Linked DNA regions of Homo sapiens: region 2 is linked to region 1. A link is a contact called in ENCODE Hi-C or POLR2A ChIA-PET data. All regions are on one chromosome and are shown on one strand. Each heading gives the region's core, a stretch centred on a gene start or an enhancer-like site at or near the end of the contact. The rest is flanking DNA. Distances are from core to core; before and after follow the strand shown. Region 1 has its middle 45 kb from the start of TODL. Region 2 holds the start of CPM (carboxypeptidase M).

What was found. Hi-C counts contacts between places; a loop is a spot of excess contacts on that map. ChIA-PET counts read pairs that join two places held with the same protein, here RNA polymerase II (POLR2A). Pooled maps may share reads with other maps.
Region 2: a loop to region 1 is called in a pooled map, with 3 times the contacts of the local background. The contact joins the promoter of CPM here to the enhancer-like site in region 1. A Hi-C loop is called at or near these places in 7 of 168 maps with a recorded cell type or tissue (CD14-positive monocyte, Caki2, OCI-LY7 and 3 more) and 12 of 50 pooled maps. POLR2A ChIA-PET finds 5 or more read pairs at or near these places in 6 of 52 experiments (OCI-LY7, activated CD4-positive, alpha-beta T cell, activated T-cell and 2 more).

Annotation. Positions count from the first base shown.
Region 1 is chr12:69,050,617-69,055,403 of GRCh38, forward strand. No RefSeq gene overlaps it. Among named protein-coding and RNA genes, the nearest start is that of TODL, 45 kb to the left of the region's middle. RefSeq lists an enhancer at 2,955-3,552. Within about 2 kb of position 2,540, at least 8 of the 41 ENCODE cell types and tissues checked have a DNase peak (open chromatin) inside an H3K27ac peak, as active enhancers do; they include PC-3 and endothelial cell of umbilical vein, where a contact is called at or near this core.
Region 2 is chr12:68,930,983-68,935,721 of GRCh38, forward strand. CPM (carboxypeptidase M) reads right to left here and starts at 2,189. Exons shown (of 9, transcript NM_198320.5): 1 at 2,160-2,189; 2 at 1,696-1,858. The coding sequence starts at 1,855. RefSeq lists silencers at 2,069-2,428, 2,459-2,568.

The DNA of each region.
Region 1 (4,787 bases), core at 1,290-3,789:
ATTACCTGATTTCAAACTATACTATAAGGCCATAGTCATCAAAAGAGCATGGTCATGATATAAAAATAGGCACATAGACCAATGGAACAGAATAGAGAACCCAGAAATAAACCCAAATACTTATAGCCAACTGATCTTCAACAAAGCAAACAAAAACATAAAGTGGGGAAAGAACACCCTATTCAACAAATGGTCCTGGGATCATTGGCAAGCCACATGTAGGAGAATGGAACTGGATCCTCACCTCTCAGTTTATACAAAAACCAACTCAAGACGGATCAAGGACTTAAATCTAAGACCTGAAACTATAAAAATTCTAGAAGATAACATTGAAAAAAACCTTCTAGACATTGGCTTAGGCAAGGATTTCATGACCAAGAACCCAAAAGCAAATGCAATAAAAACAAAGATAAATGTCTGGGACTTAATTAAACTGAAGAGTTTTTGCATGGCAAAAGGAACAGTCAGCAGAGTAAACAGACAACCCACAGAGTGGGAAAACATCTTCACAATCTATACATCTGACAAAGGACTAATATCCGGAATCTACAATGAACTTAAACAAATTAGCAAGAAAAAAACAAACAGTCCCATCAAAAAGTGGGCTAAGGACATGAATAGACAATTCTCAAAAGAAGATATACAAATGGCCAACAAACACATGAAAAAATGCTCAACATCACTAATGATCAGGGAAACGCAAATCAAAACCACAATGCAGTACCACCTTACTCCTGCAAAAAATGGCCTTAATAAAAAAAAATAGATATTGACATGGATGCGATGAACAGGTTACATTTTCTACACTGTGGGTGGGAATGTAAACTAGTACAACCACTATGGAAAATAGTGTGAACATTCCTTAAAGAACTAAAAGTAGAACTACCATTTGACCCAGCAATCCCACTACTGTGTATCTACCCAGAGGAAAAGAAGTCATTATATGAAAAAGATACTTGTGCACACATGTTTATAGCAGCACAACTCACAACTGCAAAATCATGGAACCAATCCAAATGTCCATCAATCAGTGAGTGATAAAGAAACTGTGGCATATATATACACGATGGAATACTACTCAGCCATAAAAGGGAATGAATTAATGGCATTCACAGCAACCTGGATGGGATTGGAAACTATTATTTTAAGTGAAATAGTTCAAGAACGGAAAACCAAACATTGTATGTTCTCACTCATAAGTGGGAGCTAAGCTATGAGGATGCAAAGGCATAAGAATGACACAATAGACTTTGGAGACTCAGTGGGAAAAGGGTGGAAAAGGGTTGAGGAATAAAAGACTGCAAATAGGGTTCAGTGTGTACTGTGCAGGTGATGGGTGCACAAAAATCTCACAAATCACCGCCAATAAACTTACTCATGTAACCAAATACCACCTGTTCCCTAAAACCTAGGAAATAATTTTTTTTTCTGAGACAGAGTCTTGCTCTGTTGCCCAGGCTGGAGTGCAATAGTGCAATCTCGGCTCACTGCAAGCTCTGCCTCCTGGGTTCATGTCATTCTCCTGCCCCAGCCTCCTGAGTAGCTGGGACTACAGGTGCCTGCCACCATGCCCGGCTAATTTTCTGTATTTTTTTTTTAATAGAGACGGGGTTTCACCGGGTTAGCCAGGATGGGTCTCAATCTCCTGACCTCGTGATCCACCCGCCTCAGCCTCCCAAAGCGCTGGGATTACAGGCATGAGCCACCGCGCCCGGCCAAAAAAAAGTTTTTTAATTAAGTGCTAAGTGTTATAGGTGCACAAAAACGGGAGTGATCTGTTTTAAAGCCTTTGGTAAAAGACGACTTTTGAGCTGAGTTTTGTCAGGTTAAGAAGATAGCAAGAGCCTCTTGAATAGAGAAAACATCCCGTGAACAATATTGAGGTGCGAGACTATGTTATATACAAAGAACAATGGATAATCCTATGAAATTGGGGTGTTGATTTTAAGGAGGGTGAGGTGGAAGTGAAAGCTAGAAAATGGATTTGGGTCGGATTTTCAAGGTTTTTATATTTCAGGCTAAGTTTGGGGGTTTTACTCATAAACAATAGTCGAGGATGCAAAAGAGTAGAAAATGTGGCAAAACATGCGTGCTATACAAGCTGTTTTTCATCAGTGAGGCCAAGAATGTCCTGCGACTCAGAGCTTTGTCATCTTTGATGTTTTGCAAACCTCTTTTGGAGCCAGACTCCAACTGCAAATTTCAGACTTTCTCTTATGTTTATGACCTTGTATTTTTCAAAAGGTTTAAAATTTCACATTGCTGCTATGTTCCATCCAGTGAAGGCAAGGTTACCTGCCAGAAATAATCTGAAAGGCAAACAGTACAGTTTTACCAGTTTCTCTGTTATGTCATTCATTTCCAAGTAAAGAATAGATCAACAAACAGACAAAATCCTTTTTGTCCCCAGACAGAATTTAAAAGGTTAATTTTATACATGTTGGTAGATTGTTTTCTCCTACATGTGGTACAAACCACCCGCTAGAGGCAAATTACTTAAATCAGCTCTCGTAACCACACATACATATTTATGCAGCCAGCAGTGGGAGGTGTGGAGGGCAGGGGGATTCCAGGTGACTCAGTATGTCTGGCATCTGGGTCAAGAATTTCAACCGATGGCAGAGGGGTTGCCACCATAATAGGTGCTGTGTATGAACTGCCACCAAATCACTGCATGTGATTTGTGCCGTGTGAGGTCCTTACAGATCTGTTTTGAGGCTAGGCAACCCTTAATGTGAAGCAGCTTTGATTTTTTCCAGCTCATTCAGCATGGACGGCCTGGAGGACTTGCTTTCCTGCTAGCTTCTTAGGTGTCTAACTCCTAGTTAGTTGTGGTAAGTCTGTCCTGGAGTTTAAATTTTCCCAGTATTGACATAAATCACTGCACATTGGAAAATTTCTAGGTGGCTCAACTATATGCAGCACATGGTGCCCAACGTGGGGGAACGTTCATTTTTCTCTCCCATTTCTTTTAAGTGAAACTGCCATGAAAAGTAGACATTGAACTGTATTTTAATCAGTATTATTCCTCTTTCTTGCTGTGGAGATATCCAGTTACCTTGCACTGACAGATCTTTGTCTTAGGAAGATCCATCTGCTTAGCCCCTTTTAGCAAAGGGCCCAGATGTTGCTGCAAATAAATTGCAAACTGGCACAAAAGCCAAGGAGATTCAAAGGAGAAGGTTAGGAATGCCAAGCCCCTTCCTTCTTTGAGATGTTAATAAAACATCTATACTGGATTAAACTGGCCACAGTACAAGGCCACGAGGCAGACAGCACTATGACCCCATGGAGAAGCTCACCTCTGGAGAGAACAATGTGGCACAAGATTTCAGTTTCTTCCCATGGCCTGGGTAGTCATGGCAGATGGTTCGACACGGGCTGATGTGGGAGACCCTCCTCTCTGACCCTCCTAGACACTCCACCACTGTGCGTGGCCTTGAGGAAATGACCAAGAGTGAGTTTAAACCATATAGTTCTCTTTCTCAAAAACTTTTAGTTTTTGACTTAACATCTTAAATATAAACATCCCAACTGGATATTCAAGGCCCCAAAATCTGACCCTGAAGTTCTTTTCCCAGGTTGTTTTTCCAAATGACCCCTACAAGGTTGCTCTGGTCGGTCGACTTGAATAGCCTGATATGCTCCTTTCTCACCTCCTTGCCTTTGCTCGGTTGGGAACATTCTCCCTCTTTCTACGTATCAACACCCCGCTCACCCTCTGAGACCCAGCTCATATGTAACTTCCTCCAAAACTCCTCTCCTAAATCCCTCCCACCAAGATTTCCTTCTCTGGTTTACTTTTCTCTTGCACGTTTCCACTGCTCTTCATGCACTTATGTACTGGAGCCTCATCTGTTTTTAGCCTGTACACTGAAAGACACCATTGTAGGTACTGTGAGTTGCAGCCCAGAAACACAGGAGATCTGTAAACGGTTACTGAATTGCAACAAATTGTGTTGTCAAAGGTCACACAGCTGGTTAGCGATAGCAACAGAGGTAGCAATCACCTTTCCTGACACCTAATCTGATAGTGTCAGTAAAATAAACTGGAATCCTCTTTTCTTCTAAAACTTACATGTATCGCTTAAAAAGTATGACATGTATGGTATATATCATAAAAAATCTTTTAATATGTCTTTATCACTTCTTTCTGGCTATAAGTAACCCTCCCAGTTGTCAATGAGAAGCGTGTTTACCAGGCAGAGAGAGCATGCAGCATGCTGGTGGGTGCAGCAACGCTGTGTTCTGCCCAGATCTCCTTGGATCCCCTGTAGGAGTCTGTGCTCCTGTTGGACTTCTGTGTGCCTGTACTTCTAAATGGCCTGCAACGGCAACTCACCTTGAGCCCTGCCCTAGGGTACCAGAGCCATTTTTCCCACACACAGAAAACTGTCTGCATACCTAGGAATGTATGTTTCCTTGGGGTGGCCCTTAGTCAATGAGTGATTGGTGTGGATGTATGAAAGACCAACTGCCTGGCCTCCAGTTGGGACAAGCTCTAAGGCATAATTCATTCTCCTGAGCTGCTCTCCTGCAGGAGCAGGCGGGAGCTGGGACTTTGCCTGATATCGTGCCTTCGCTCAGATCCTTCTCATCCCTGTCCTGCTTCTCAAACTCCCCCCTGCCCCACCCCGGCCTCCTCACAGGCCACTTTCTCTATACATCCCTTGCCCATGAATCCACATCTCAAGGTCTGCTTTGGAAGAACTTAAACTAAGGCTGTGTTGTATGGAAGACAATGGAAGATGGAGCAAGACTTAATCATTGCTCACAAAGACCAAAAT
Region 2 (4,739 bases), core at 939-3,438, 120 kb before region 1:
TAAATTGCTCTACTCTAGCCCTAGGGAAAAATGATTTCAGAAGGCTGAATACGTATGCTGATTCAAGATATGATTTCTCACACACCCAACCTCTATAATTTTGGATTATAGAGCAATATAGAGTAATTCTGGCACCATCTCTTTGGCAATGCTGTTTAAAAACAAAGTTACTATTACACACAGCCCAGGATATTGACTTCGCATTGCACATAAATACATTTATATAATACTTTTTCTTTAATATAGAAGCCATAGCCTTGATTTTTTTGAAAAATGATGAAGAATATGGTAATTATGAGACTCTCAATTGACTCAAAAGTTCAGAGCTAAAATCAAGGTAGAGTTTGAACACACCTTACAAAAAGTTGAGATCCAAATTGCATAAAATTTATGAAACTTTTGATTTAAGGACTAAGTTTTCTGGTAACCTCTTTGGGAACATCAGGATAATAAAAGATGATTAAGTAATAATGGTATCTCGGCCGGGCACGGTGGCTCATACCTGTAATCCTAGCACTTTGGGAGGCCGAAGCAGGAGGATCACAAGGTCAGGAGTTTGAGACCAGCCTGGCCAATATGGTGAAACCCCATCTCTACTAAAAATACAAAAAAATTAGCCAGCTGTGGTGGCGCATTCCTGTAATCCCAGCTACTCGGGAGACTGAGGCAGGAGAATTGCTTGAACTCAGGAAGCCGGAGGTTGCAGTGAGCCGAGATCACGCCACTGCACTCCAGCCTGGGCAACAGAGCGAGACTCTGACCAAAAAAAAAAAAAAAAAAAAAAGAAAGAAAGAAAGAAAGAAAGAAAGATGAAATAACGATATCTGATCAAATTATTTGCCTTGGCCGGATGGGTGCCAGTCCTGGCTATAAAATTCACCATCTGGGAGACCTTGAACAAATTATTTAATTTATCTGATTCAAACTTGCTGTCTATAAAAATGAAAATAACTTTATGTAGTTTCTAACTTAGAACAATAAATTATTAATGATAAATATGAAAATGCTGGGAAGAGTTTCAATCACTACTAATATATATTCATTATCTAGCATTGTCTTCTTCAAATGGATACATTTTAAAAACAGCCTTTAATCATAGAACCACTTTTTTGCATAACTTTAAGCCATAGGGCTAATTATACACGACACAAATCTAACCAACAGAACTGTACTACTTAGATTAAAAGAAACTTGCAGAAATGATAGTTTTGCATAACTTTAAATAAAAGGCTAACTACAGATGACACAGAAATCTTACCAACAAAACTGCATTATTTCAGTTTAAAAGAGACATGAAGAAATGACATTAACAGTCCAAGTCATATATAAAGAAGCCCACACAAAGGGGAACTGAAACGGATAAACGGACTTACTTGGGAGTTTATCTTGAAAAGGAACTAAAACATACATCCCAAATAACCAATGTCTGCAAGATCCAAAAAGACAGAAGAACTCCAATAATGGAAAGGACTCAGTGACACTGAATTACAATGGACAAGTCCAGTAAAATTCAGTTCTTCCTACTATTCCTCCCAACAAAAGCAGAAAACAACCAACACGCACGGTACCGGTTGACTTGTTCTGTGCCACTCAGAGTAGGTGCGTGGAAGAGCAGACAGGAAGCTGGGGCATATTTAATGAATACTGAAAGGGAGGACTGAGGGTTTGGCAAAGTGTTCACGAGACGGACCCTACCTTTCACAGATTTCCCAATACTGTGTAAGTGAGTGACAGAACTGTAGTTTTGGGCAACAGTCTTCAAAAACGCTTCCATCCCTTCCTGGCGGTGGTAGTTGAAATCCAGCGCAGCTACCAAAGGCAGCAACAGCCCTAGCCAGAGGCACGGGAAGTCCATGTTCTAGAGATGAATAAAAATAAGAAGAACCTGAGAACACATGAGGGCAGGCGGGGGCATCACCAGCTACGTCTCGGTACTCCGGTCTCAGGGTCTCCCGACACTGACGCTCCCTGCCTCCTAAGGAGGCAAAAGCTGGAAGCAACACCTTCGGGAGTGAGCCGTGCAACCAGAGACCGGGAGCACGGGCAGCCTCGGTGCCCTCGACCCAGCCGCCCGCGCCTCCCTCTCCTCCTCCTCCTGGCGCCTCCGCCGTCCGGCAGCTGCCACAGCTGCGCCCGGCCCCGCGCACCCCCAGCCTCACCAGGTCCCAGGCGCGCACCTCTACCCACCCGCGGCCGCCCGGCGGGGCCGGGTGTTATAGCCCGGTCAGAGGGCGGGCGCGCCCGGGCCCCGCCCCCGGACGTCCCTCCGGCCCACTCCGGAGCCGCGCGGGTGCCTCCCGGGCGGGGCCTCAGCCGCCTTCGCACCTAGGAGAGACGGCGCCCGCGCGGTGCGCCCTTTCGTGGCGCGGCTGCTGGTGCCCGCGGCCGGGCGGCTGAGCTGGGCGGAGGGCTGCGGGCATGGAGTCGCCGCTCGCGGACAGTCTTTGCTGGAGCCCCAGGTCAGAAGTGTGTCCTCGCCTCGGCCACGGCTGTAGCCTGGGCAGCCACAGGGCGCTCCACCGAGGGACACTCTCTGTCGCAGACTGCAGCCGCTTGGGAGACGTTTAGGGCTCGGCGGGTTTCCTGCGGTTGGCGGTGCCGGGGCCCACCTGGAGCCGGGACGCATGCGGAGTCCTGAGTGCCCTGAGCCCCGCGCGGGCTCCTGCGGGACGGGCGGCGTCGGCCCCGGCAGGGCGAGCCAAGCTCCCAGCAGTGCCAAGCTGCCCAGCGAGGCTAAGCAATCACGGGGCTTCGAGAAAGAACGCGCGCGTGTGTGGAAGTTTTAAATGCCACGAAGTGCAGAGTGCAGGACATTTTCCAACAAGTTTACATAGTGGGTGGGATTTGTGTAAATTAGAATTGAATTTAAAACTGGAAGTCACATCGAAGAAGGCAGGACCACTGTTGTAAATCCGATGCTTCCTCCACCTGCACCTGAGTCTTAGGCCAATTACAGGTCTCTCGTCCTAAAACGTCCTAAAATGCTCCTTTCTGGAAGGATGGCATGGTCTCTGCACGAGAGAGAACGAAGGCTTCACTCAAACCTGAGAGGTGGTTTGTGGCACGGGCCAACCCCCTCTACCTCTCTAAAAGATTCATTCTCATTCATTCTCTCTCTCTCCCCTCCCCCTCTCCCCTTCCCTCTCTCCCCCTTTCTCCCACTCTCTCCCGGATTGTAAGTAACCGTGTCAGGGTATTGGGGGCCCGTGTCAAGGTCCGCAGAATATAAAAAGTTTGAAAACCACTGATTTGAGATAACATTCCACTTTTACAGACTAAAAATACGGATGCAAGCCCACGACTAATTGAATAGAATTTTTCTCGTGGAGGCCCAAGAAAGTGTATTTTTAGAGAGGACCTTGAATGAATCTAATGTGCCTTCAAGAGCTGAGAACCGTTAGATTCCCTGCCCCTTCTTTCTTACAGATATAGATACTTTTCCTAGAATTGCGCACTCAGGACTCCCTGAGACTTCCAGTGATTCTGCCGCAGCATAGAAGAGTGGTTTAAGAACTGAGGCGCTCTGCCCTTGCGATAGTTTGCTGAGAATGATGGTTTCCAGCTTCATCCATGTCCGTACAAAGGACATGAACTCATCCTTTTTTATGGCTGCATAGTATTCCGTGGTGTATATGTGCCACAGTTGTGCACATGTGCCCTAGAACTTAAAGTATATATAAAGAAAAAAAAAGAACTGAGGCGCTCACGGGATGAGTGCCAATTCTTGCTCTGACACTCAGTGGCTGTGTCGACTCTGTGCCTTATTTTCTGGTGTGTAAAGTGGAAGTCTTAATTGTACCTACCTAAATAAGGTTGGCAGGCACATTGTAAGAACTGTGCGAAGCGTTTATTACATAAATAAACCAGCTTAATTCGTAACTCTTTAAAGGGAATTTTCCAAGAGTTGGAATTTTTTTTTTAATTTTTTATTTCTTTCTTTATTTTTTGAGATGGAGTCTCAATTCTGTTGCCCAGTCTGGAGTGCAATGGCATGATCTCGGCTCACTGCAACCTCCTCTCAGGTTCAAGCAATTCTCCTGCCTCAGCCTACCGAGTAGCTCGGATTACAGGCACCTGCCACCAGGCCCGGCTAATTTTTGTATTTTTAGTAGAGACGGGGTTTCACCATGTTGGCCAGGCTGGTCTGGAACTCCCGACCTCGGGCGATCTGCCTGCCTCGGCCTCCCAGATCGCTGGGATTACAGGCGTGAGCCACCGTGCCTGGCCATCTTTTTTTTTTTCTTAAAGAGAAGTTGTTTTATTGTTTGTTTGTTTGTTTGTTTGTTTGTTTGTTTTGAGATACAGTCTCACTCTGTTGCCCAGGCTTGAGTGCAGTGGTGCAATCTCAGCTCACTGCAGCCTCTGCCTTCCAGGTTCAAGCGATTCTTGTGTTTCAGCCTCTAACGTACCTGGGATTACAGGCACGCATCGCCACACCTACGTAACTTTTGTATTTTTACACCACACATGCCTAACTTCTGCATTTTTAATAGAGACCAGGTTTCACCATGTTGGCCAGGCTAGTCTTGAACTCCTGGCCTCAAGTGATCCTTCTGCCTCAGCCTCCCAAAGTGCTGGGATTACATGAGTGAGCCACCTTGCCTGGCCTAAGAGTTGGAAGTCTTAGTATGACATTGTAGAGTCTTTGAGTAGGTTTTTTTTTTTTTAATTGTGCAGTAGTCACTATGCTAAATGTTATTTCCACTGGAAGGGTTGAAGACGTTTCCCTTTCATTGTTG